Linked DNA regions of Homo sapiens: region 2 is linked to region 1. A link is a loop called in an ENCODE intact Hi-C map of the cell type or tissue named here. Cell type or tissue: Caco-2. All regions are shown on one strand. Each heading gives the region's core, and the rest is flanking DNA. Links, peaks and the distances in the headings are about the cores only. Region 1 has its middle 260 kb from the start of SESN3. Region 2 has its middle 210 kb from the start of SESN3.

Region 1 (5,380 bases), core at 180-5,179:
TGGCTAAATAACCAAAAAATGACAGATGCTGGCAAGGCTGCAGAGAAAAAGGAATGCTTATACATTGTTGGTATGAATGCAAATTAGTTCAGCCACCATGGATAGCAGTTTGGAGATTTCTCAAAGAACTTAGAACTACCATTTGACCCAGCAATCCCATTATTGGGTGTATATCTAAAGGAAAATAAATCATTCTACCAAAAAAGACAATGCATTTGTATGGTGCATTGCCATGCTATTCACAATAGCAAAGACATGGAATCAGCCTATTTGTCCATCAACAGTGGTTTGATAAAGAAAATGTGATATTTATACACCAAGCAGTACTACTCAGCCATGAAAAAGAATGAAGAAATCATGCCCTTTGCAGCAACGTAGATGCAACTGGTGGCCATTATCCTAAGCAAATTAACTTAGAAACAGAAAACCAAGTACCACATGTTCTCATTTATAAGTGGGAGCTAAATATTGAATACACATGGACAAAAATATGGGAGCAATAGTTGGGAGGGAAAGGAGCATGCATTGAAAAACTACCTACTTGGGGCTGGGTGTGGTGGCTCACACCTGTAATCCCAGCACTTTGGGAGGCCGAGGTGGTGAGATCACGTGGTCAGGAGTTCAAGACCAGCCTGGCCAACATGGCGAAACCCCGTCTCTACTAAAAATACAAAAAAAAAAAAATTAGCCAGGCATGGTGGCGCATGCCTGTAGTCAGAGCTACTCGAGAGGCTGAGGCAGGAGAATCTCTTGAACCCAGCAGGTGGAGGTTGCAGTAAGCTGAGATCACGCCACTACACTCCAGCTTGGGCAACAGAGTGTGACTTTGTCTCAAAAAAAAAAAATAAATAAAAACTACCTATTTGGTACTATGCTCACTACCAGGGAGATGGGACCATCCATACCTCAAACCTCAGCATCACACAATATAGCCATGTAACAAACCTGCACATGTACCCCCTGAATCCAAGAAACAAACAAAACAAAAAACAAACAAACAAAAAAATGCATTGTACCAAGTGAAAGAAGGGAAACTCAAAATGCTACATATTATATACCCCTTTTCTATAACATTTTTGTAAAGGCCAAATCATAGGGTCAGAAGACACGTAAGAGGAAGTGAAGGGGAGTTTTGTTAAGAAAGGGACACTGAAGGATTTTTTGAGGTTCTCATACTCTTCTATATCTTAATTGTAGTGGTGGTTACATGACTATACAGGCATATAGAAGCTCACAAAGCTATACACTAAAAATGTGACTCTGACTCTATGTAAATTATAATTTTTAAAAGCAAGAAAAAAAGTTACATGATCTGGCCCCAGTTTACCTCTTGTCTTGTGATTGTCCTCTCAGTCACTACAATCACTGGACTTCTTCACCTCCTAAAATGCCCCATGCTGTCACTGCCTCCTTCACACATACTGTTCTCTTTGTTTGAAAAGCTACACACTCTTCATCTGGTTCAATCTTACTCATTCTTAAGCTTCGAATACTGGGTTCAAGTCCAGGGTCTACCATTTACTGGTTGTATGACCTTGGGCTTATTAATTAACGTCTTTGTAGGTTTCCTCATCTGTAAAACGGAGATATTAATAGTACGTATGTTATAAGGTTTCCTTGAGGATTACAAGAGGAAATAAGTATGCCTAGCTCATAGTAACATTATATAAGTATAAGGTAGCATCATAGTTCATCAGGGAGGTCTACCCTAACTTCCTTTTTATACTATCTCCTGTTATTTTCCTTCATAAGCATCATAAAATCTGTATGAATGTATTTATCTGTGTGTTTGTTTAATATCCAGCTCCAGAGAAAGTAAAGTATTTGCTTTGTATACTATGTCCGTCTACTGTATGCTATTTTGGCATGTTTGGGCTGCTACAGCAAAAATACCACAGGTTGGTGGCTTATAAAAAAAAAGAAATATACTTCTCATAGTTCTGGAGTCTGGGAAGTCCAAGATCAAGGTACCAGCAGATTCAGTGTCTAGTGAGGGCTTGCTTCATGGTTCAGGGATGGCTGTCTTTTTGCTGTGCCCTTACATGGCAGAAGGGGACCAAGTGAGTTCTCTAGGGTCTCTTTTATAAGGGTTTTGGTCCTATTATCTAATCCTATGCAGAGCTCTTATGACCTAATTACCTCTCCAAAATCCCATCTCCAAATACAGTCACATTAGGGAATTATATTTTGACATACGTATTGGGGGTTTAGTGGGAGAGAGGGGGATAAAACATTCAGTCTATAGCATCTATCTATCTATATATACTCTATATATTCACACTATGTATGTCCCTTGCAGGGGTTCTACCCACAGACCCTGACCCAGCGATGGATGAGAGACATACACTGATGCAGATATTTTGCCTGTCTGGCTGAGGGTCTGGGCCACTCACAGACACCAAGGAGGGTGCTGTAAAGAGTCACAACTGCAGCCACAACTAGCTGGCCCTGCTGGCACTTATTCAGCACACACTAAAAAACAAAGGCTTTGAGTCTACACCACAAGAGGGTAATTAACCTGGTTGCCCTCCCCGACCCCCGACCCCCGAGACAGCCATCCTGCCCGCAAATGATCAAAGGTTAGTTTTAGGACCACATGTGTAAACAAGCTATTTAGATAAACTTCCTTACATTCCTTTGTACCTACTTTAAACTATTTACTTAAGGTAAAGATTAGGCTGCCTTCAGCCGATCTATTACTGGAGTTTAAGCAAACCCCTCCACCTTCCAAGAAGGTTTGTGTCTATTTCTTATAACTATCTTTAAAATTTTTCCCACCAGCCTGACTGAACTCCCACAGTCCCTGACACAAGGTAGGCATTTAATAAATACTAGCTAAATGAATGAATGAATGGGTAAAAGAATGGCATCCTAGAGGAGCATGTTTCTCATAACTTAATCTCTTGCTGGGATGCAAATGCCATTGTTATCCTGACTACATTCACAGAGTGAATGAATGATGAATACCGGTGCAACTTGTTGGCTCTTTTGAGTCAAAGCTCAGACTCAGCTGCTGTTGCCTCACTCCTCTGCTTCCCCCAAGCCATGCCTCACTGCTCTCCTAGTTTCACCTGTGACTGGGTAGAGAAGTCAGGCAACCTCTAACTTGCAGGCTCAGTCATCTTCAGTTCAACAAGTAGAGAGTGGGAAGCCACACACTGGCCTCAGAGGTTCAATTCTCTACTCCACCTTTACCAGAAAGCCATGCATTCTGAAAGTTCTTGAACAAGCCTCACTCAGCAAAGTCCATCCTTTGATACCCTCAGCACTCACGTGTTAGGGCAAGTTGTTTAAATACTGTATGAGGCTGTGCTCTGTGAAGGAGAAGACTTACTAAATAGAAGAGAAACTTGTCAGCCAGTGCCCCATTCGTCTCTGCTCTGGGATTGTTCCCTGAGAGAGAGGAACACGAGAAAGAAAAGTCAGTTCTTTCATTGGGTGGAAAAAAAAAAAAAAGATCACCAGACACCCAGATGGAAGAAGGACCAGAGTAGGTGGCTCAGAGGAGGCTGGCAGCTGCATGGACCATTGTGTGTCGGGACAAGGAGGCAGGGCTCTGGGCAGACACAAGTGAACAATAGACAAGAGCAACGCTAGGGGTTGGAGGGAGCAGTGGATGGGTGGGCAACGCCAGCGGTTGGGTTTTGGGGTGGGGGGCGGTGGGTGGGTGGCGGCAGTCTCCCAAAGCAGAAGGTCTTGAACGAATGCTATAAGTAGTGGTTCCGCTTCAAGGTAAGGCAGGCTACTCCTCCTCCCATAAAGGCTCTTGAGGAAACAGTGAACATTCCCAGGACTATACAATTTAGGGTACTAAGGGATTTTCTAGCTACTCATATAAATCCCCTTAAAAAACTCAGAAATATCTAGAGATGGGCACCTCTGAAATGAACTGGACTACCCATGTGAACATGTTGGGGGCAGGGGACCAGAGCTGTGGAAATGTAGGAAACATTATTGTAAATGTTAATACTTCTTCTCACCCACCAGCTGGCAAAGCTGGATGGATGTCAGTTATGCCCACTGATTGACTGAGCTGCGATCCTGTCATCGTGACCACTGCACCTCTCCATCTGGCATTTAGTCTCTGTGATTGGGATAGTTTGGGAAAGTGGCCAAAATGATCATATCCTGCTCTCCACAGTCTGCTTCAACAGCTGCATGTACACCCAGCCTATGCCCCAAAATATATGAATCTAGACAAAATAAGTTTTACTTTGGATTTGATTTAGAAGAGATAATATCAAAATGAGAACATTTTCCATGAATAAGTGAACATAATCAGGGTGCTCAATTATAAAATTCAACTGATGCTATTTAATAGAAGTCTGTTTAAAGTTATGGAAATTCTACATGGGATCATGTCTCATGATTATCATACAAAAATATAAAACCAAACTGCAGTTCACACTAATAAATGCTGGGTTAGGTAAAGACACTCCAAGGTCATGAAATTTAGCAATGTGTAAAATTTGAGAAGACTAAGATGAGACGGTGGACTTCTTTTTGTTTCTTGTAAAAAATAACTTTTATAGACCATGTCACCAAAGGAGCAATTAATAAGAAAGAACACATCATTAAACTCTGTCAGGTAATTTATATGCCACAGTGTTCATTGTTCATAACCCAGGCTCTTCTTAGTGAATCATAACATTGTCTTAATTATCACTACCATTCCCGGGTAATTGGTTTCCTTCCCTCTCATCCAGTAATGGGCTTTCAACCAAACTTTTGAACTCTTTTGCAAAGCATGTACCTTAGATTTCACATGGATTGTCATCTTAGGAGCAAATTAACTGAAGTTTTCCCTCACAATGTGGTCAGGTCATAGAGTCCCAAATGCCCGGAACAATGAAAAAAATGACTTCTACCACAATTACCACAAATTCTTCAGACACTTACCAATCCACAGCTTTTTGTTCTGGGTTTTGTAAAGAAGTAATTCAAAGTTAACATTTCTGGAATCCTTGGAGACACAGAGTCTCATGAATATGATCTATTCTGGAATTGCCTCCTTAGGCAAACAAGCTACAACCAGTTGATGCAAGTCTGACTTCATGCTGGGTTAACCTTACAGTGGGAAAAGGCATGACAGGCATGGAGTCATCCTCTGGCCTATTCTTTAAGAAAGATGCTGGTTGTTGCTATTCACACAACTACTGTGAATTATGTGCTTTATTTGGAAATGTAGACTTTTTCTTAAAAGAGTCTTTTTGGACAACTATGGTACAAGATAATTGGCTTGCCTGAATTGTGCACTTTTCAACCAGTTGTTTTAATATCATATACTGTCAGTCCAGTCAGAGAAAGAAATGAATAAATTTTGCATTAGCTAATCCTTCCTCAAAGCTGTGAGATTATCTCAATGAGTTAACTAATGCCT
Region 2 (5,380 bases), core at 56-5,055, 50 kb after region 1:
TGGGCTGAGACGATGGGGTTTTCTAGATAAACAATCATGTCGTCTGCAAACAGGGACAATTTGACTTCCTCTTTTCCTAATTGAATACCCTTTATTTCCTTCTCCTGCCTGATTGCCCTGGCCAGAACTTCCAACACTATGTTGAATAGGAGCGGTGAGAGAGGGCATCCCTGTCTTGTGCCGGTTTTCAAAGGGAATGCTTCCAGTTTTTGCCCATTCAGTATGATATTGGCTGTGGGTTTGTCATAGATAGCTCTTATTATTTTGAAATACGTCCCATCAATACCTAATTTATTGAGAGTTTTTAGCATGAAGGGTTGTTGAATTTTGTCAAAGGCTTTTTCTGCATCTATTGAGATAATCATGTGGTTTTTGTCTTTGGCTCTGTTTATATGCTGGATTACATTTATTGATTTGCGTATATTGAACCAGCCTTGCATCCCAGGGATGAAGCCCACTTGATCATGGTGGATAAGCTTTTTGATGTGCTGCTGGATTCGGTTTGCCAGTATTTTATTGAGGATTTTTGCATCAATGTTCATCAAGGATATTGGTCTAAAATTCTCTTTTTTGGTTGTGTGTCTGCCCGGCTTTGGTATCAGGATGATGCTGGCCTCATAAAATGAGTTAGGGAGGATTCCCTCTTTTTCTATTGATTGGAATAGTTTCTGAAGGAATGGTGCCAGCTCCTCCTTGTACCTCTGGTAGAATTCGGCTGTGAATCCATCTGGTCCTGGACTCTTTTTGGTTGGTAAACTATTGATTATTGCCACAATTTCAGAGCCTGTTATTGGTCGATTCAGAGATTCAACTTCTTCCTGGTTTAGTCTTGGGAGAGTGTATGTGTCGAGGAATGTATCCATTTCTTCTAGATTTTCTAGTTTATTTGCGTAGAGGTGTTTGTAGTATTCTCTGATGGTAGTTTGTATTTCTGTGGGATCGGTGGTGATATCCCCTTTATCATTTTTTATTGTGTCTATTTGATTCTTCTCTCTTTTTTTCTTTATTAGTCTTGCTAGCGGTCTATCAATTTTGTTGATCCTTTCAAAAAACCAGCTCCTGGATTCATTGATTTTTTGAAGGGTTTTTTGTGTCTCTATTTCCTTCAGTTCTGCTCTGATTTTAGTTATTTCTTGCCTTCTGCTAGCTTTTGAATGTGTTTGCTCTTGCTTTTCTAGTTCTTTTAATTGTGATGTTAGGGTGTCAATTTTGGATCTTTCCTGCTTTCTCTTGTAGGCATTTAGTGCTATAAATTTCCCTCTACACACTGCTTTGAGTGCGTCCCAGAGATTCTGGTATGTGGTGTCTTTGTTCTCGTTGGTTTCAAAGAACATCTTTATTTCTGCCTTCATTTCGTTATGTACCCAGTAGTCATTCAGGAGCAGGTTGTTCAGTTTCCATGTAGTTGAGCGGCTTTGAGTGAGATTCTTAATCCTGAGTTCTAGTTTGATTGCACTGTGGTCTGAGAGATAGTTTGTTATAATTTCTGTTCTTTTACATTTGCTGAGGAGAGCTTTACTTCCAACTATGTGGTCAATTTTGGAATAGGTGTGGTGTGGTGCTGAAAAAAATGTATATTCTGTTGATTTGGGGTGGAGAGTTCTGTAGATGTCTATTAGGTCTGCTTGGTGCAGAGCTGAGTTCAATTCCTGGGTATCCTTGTTGACTTTGTGTCTCGTTGATCTGTCTAATGTTGACAGTGGGGTGTTAAAGTCTCCCATTATTAATGTGTGGGAGTCTAAGTCTCTTTGTAGGTCACTGAGGACTTGCTTTATGAATCTGGGTGCTCCTGTATTGGGTGCATAAATATTTAGGATAGTTAGCTCCTCTTGTTGAATTGATCCCTTTACCATTATGTAATGGCCTTCTTTGTCTCTTTTGATCTTTGTTGGTTTAAAGTCTGTTTTATCAGAGACTAGGATTGCAACCCCTGCCTTTTTTTGTTTTCCATTGGCTTGGTAGATCTTCCTCCATCCTTTTATTTTGAGCCTATGTGTGTCTCTGCACGTGAGATGGGTTTCCTGAATACAGCACACTGATGGGTCTTGACTCTTTATCCAACTTGCCAGTCTGTGTCTTTTAATTGCAGAATTTAGTCCATTTATATTTAAAGTTAATATTGTTATGTGTGAATTTGATCCTGTCATTATGATGTTAGCTGGTGATTTTGCTCATTAGTTGATGCAGTTTCTTCCTAGTCTCGATGGTCTTTACATTTTGGCATGATTTTGCAGCGGCTGGTACCGGTTGTTCCTTTCCATGTTTAGCGCTTCCTTCAGGAGCTCTTTTAGGGCAGGCCTGGTGGTGACAAAATCTCTCAACATTTGCTTGTCTATAAAGTATTTTATTTCTCCTTCACTTATGAAGCTTAGTTTGGCTGGATATGAAATTCTGGGTTGAAAATTCTTTTCTTTAAGAATGTTGAATATTGGCCCCCACTCTCTTCTGGCTTGTAGGGTTTCTGCCGAGAGATCCGCTGTTAGTCTGATGGGCTTTCCTTTGAGGGTAACCCGACCTTTCTCTCTGGCTGCCCTTAACATTTTTTCCTTCATTTCAACTTTGGTGAATCTGACAATTATGTGTCTTGGAGTTGCTCTTCTCGAGGAGTATCTTTGTGGCGTTCTCTGTATTTCCTGAATCTGAACGTTGGCCTGCCTTGCTAGATTGGGGAAGTTCTCCTGGATAATATCCTGCAGAGTGTTTTCCAACTTGGTTCCATTCTCCACATCACTTTCAGGTACACCAATCAGACGTAGATTTGGTCTTTTCACATAGTCCCATATTTCTTGGAGGCTTTGCTCATTTCTTTTTATTCTTTTTTCTCTAAACTTCCCTTCTCGCTTCATTTCATTCATTTCATCTTCCATTGCTGATACCCTTTCTTCCAGTTGATCGCATCGGCTCCTGAGGCTTCTGCATTCTTCACGTAGTTCTCGAGCCTTGGTTTTCAGCTCCATCAGCTCCTTTAAGCACTTCTCTGTATTGGTTATTCTAGTTATACATTCTTCTAAATTTTTTTCAAAGTTTTCAACTTCTTTGCCTTTGGTTTGAATGTCCTCCCGTAGCTCAGAGTAATTTGATCGTCTGAAGCCTTCTTCTCTCAGCTCGTCAAAATCATTCTCCATCCAGCTTTGTTCTGTTGCTGGTGAGGAACTGCGTTCCTTTGGAGGAGGAGAGGCGCTCTGCGTTTTAGAGTTTCCAGTTTTTCTGTTCTGTTTTTTCCCCATCTTTGTGGTTTTATCTACTTTTGGTCTTTGATGATGGTGATGTACAGATGGGTTTTCGGTGTAGATGTCCTTTCTGGTTGTTAGTTTTCCTTCTAACAGACAGGACCCTCAGCTGCAGGTCTGTTGGAATACCCTGCCGTGTGAGGTGTCAGTGTGCCCCTGCTGGGGGGTGCCTCCCAGTTAGGCTGCTCGGGGGTCAGGAGTCAGGGACCCACTTGAGGAGGCAGTCTGCCCATTCTCAGATCTCCAGCTGCGTGCTGGGAGAACCACTGCTCTCTTCAAAGCTGTCAGACAGGGACACTTAAGTCTGCAGAGGTTACTGCTTTCTTTTTGTTTGTCTGTGCCCTGCCCCCAGAGGTGGAGCCTACAGAGGCAGGCAGGCCTCCTTGAGCTGTGGTGGGCTCCACCCAGTTCGAGCTTCCCGGCTGCTTTGTTTACCTAAGCAAGCCTGGGCAATGGCGGGCGCCCCTCCCCCAGCCTCGTTGCCGCCTTGCAGTTTGATCTCAGACTGCTGTGCTAGCAATCAGCGAGATTCCGTGGGCGTAGGACCCTCCGAGCCAGGTGTGGGATATAGTCTCGTGGTGCGCCGTTTCTTAAGCCGGTCTGAAAAGCGCAATATTCGGGTGGGAGTGACCCGATTTTCCAGGTGCGTCCGTCACCCCTTTCTTTGACTCGGAAAGGGAACTCCCTGACCCCTTGCGCTTCCCAGGTGAGGCAATGCCTCGCCCTGCTTCGGCTCGCGCACGGTGCGCACACACACTGGCCTGCGCCCACTGTCTGGCACTCCCTAGTGAGATGAACCCGGTACCTCAGATGGAAATGCAGAAATCACCGTCTTCTGCGTCGCTCACGCTGGGAGCTGTAGACCGGAGCTGTTCCTATTCGGCCATCTTGGCTCCTCCCCTACAATTCTTTAAAAATGTAAAAACCATTTTGCAATCCAAAAACAGGTCATCAGGATGGATGTGACACACTGGCAGCAGTTTGCTGACCTGTGTTCTACTACATGGCTTAGCAATCTGTTTAGCCTTAGCCTGAAGCTTCCCCTCACTGTTTCCTTTCTTCTTTTACTTGTCTTCTTTTTTCTTTCCTTACATTTTATCCATGTTCTTTTAATGGAGAAGTTAAAAACCCAAGTGTGAAGTCAGCCAAGCCTGGGTGCAAATCTCAACCCCAATGCCAAATGTTGAATAACTGCAGACAAGTTACTTAATATCTTGTAGCCTCTGTTCCGGCACCTTTAACATGATCCTGTAAAAACATCCTCCTAAAACTGTTGGGAAGTTTGAGACAGAGGATGTGCCTGCAGTGAAATACTGGAGACAGTTCCAAAGGCTTCTGAGAGCTGATTGTTAAATTCTCAGGAAATTTACAAGCCAGCTCTTAGGCTGTTGGTAGCTTGAAATCAGCCATGGTGCACATACTTACACTACAGAAATTGGCAAACACTACAAATCAGTCTTCCTCCCCACTCCCCAGCCAGTTGTTAAATGTTTACAGCACACCACTGTATTCTAAGCACTTTTCCCCCCTCACTCTTCTTACCTCCTTGGATCTCCCTGTTTCCAGTTTCACACTGCAAGGAATTAATGATATACCAGGAGGAATCTTGAGAGAGGAAAACATGCAAGCCTCCCAGGAAACTCTTAACAATAAGATCTTCACAATTCACACATCCTTTTAACCACTGTTGTGTTTTTCAGGCTGCAGAGTGCTACCCACTCAGTTAACACCCGTTATGTTGAAAAGCATTTGCTTTTCACAAGGAGGCATGTAGACTTTCCTATAAGTGCCAATAGAGAAAAAAGTAGATTGCTCCGTGATTTCCCAAATGCTAAGTGCAGCGAGACTGAGAGCTAGTAGAGTTTCTGAAGATGCCATGTACAATTGATAGATTCTGTTAATAAACCTAAGAGGAAGAACAAATTTGTGAAAGGAAAACACTTAACTAAAATGAATGGGCATTTCAAACCAGAAAATCTTCTGGGAGATATTCTTCTTCCTGAGTGGGGCATTAAGTTTTAATTATTTTTTATGGTAGAATAAAATATTCTTCTTTTCCTTGACTTATAATCTTTTAGGTTCACTATTTGACCCAGAAAATGAAGATACAAGATTTAAATTCTTTTCAGAGAATCCATTGTTTTTTGTTT

The links. A loop is a pair of places that touch in the nucleus more often than their neighbours do. Peaks named below come from ENCODE experiments on the same cell type or tissue, not always from the same donor. Only the 100,000 strongest peaks of a DNase experiment are listed, where the experiment ranks them.
Region 2: it touches region 1 in a loop (2.6-fold over the local background); 3 of 110 quality-filtered maps call a loop at or near these places.

The regions. Positions count from the first base shown.
Region 1 is chr11:95,485,315-95,490,694 of GRCh38, reverse strand. No RefSeq gene overlaps it. Among named protein-coding and RNA genes, the nearest start is that of SESN3, 260 kb to the right of the region's middle. In Caco-2, for the core only: no CTCF peak of the experiment used is centred there; DNase peaks (open chromatin) are centred at 2,524 and 3,024.
Region 2 is chr11:95,434,968-95,440,347 of GRCh38, reverse strand. No RefSeq gene overlaps it. Among named protein-coding and RNA genes, the nearest start is that of SESN3, 210 kb to the right of the region's middle. In Caco-2, for the core only: no CTCF peak of the experiment used is centred there; no DNase peak of the experiment used is centred there; H3K4me3 peaks cover 766 bases.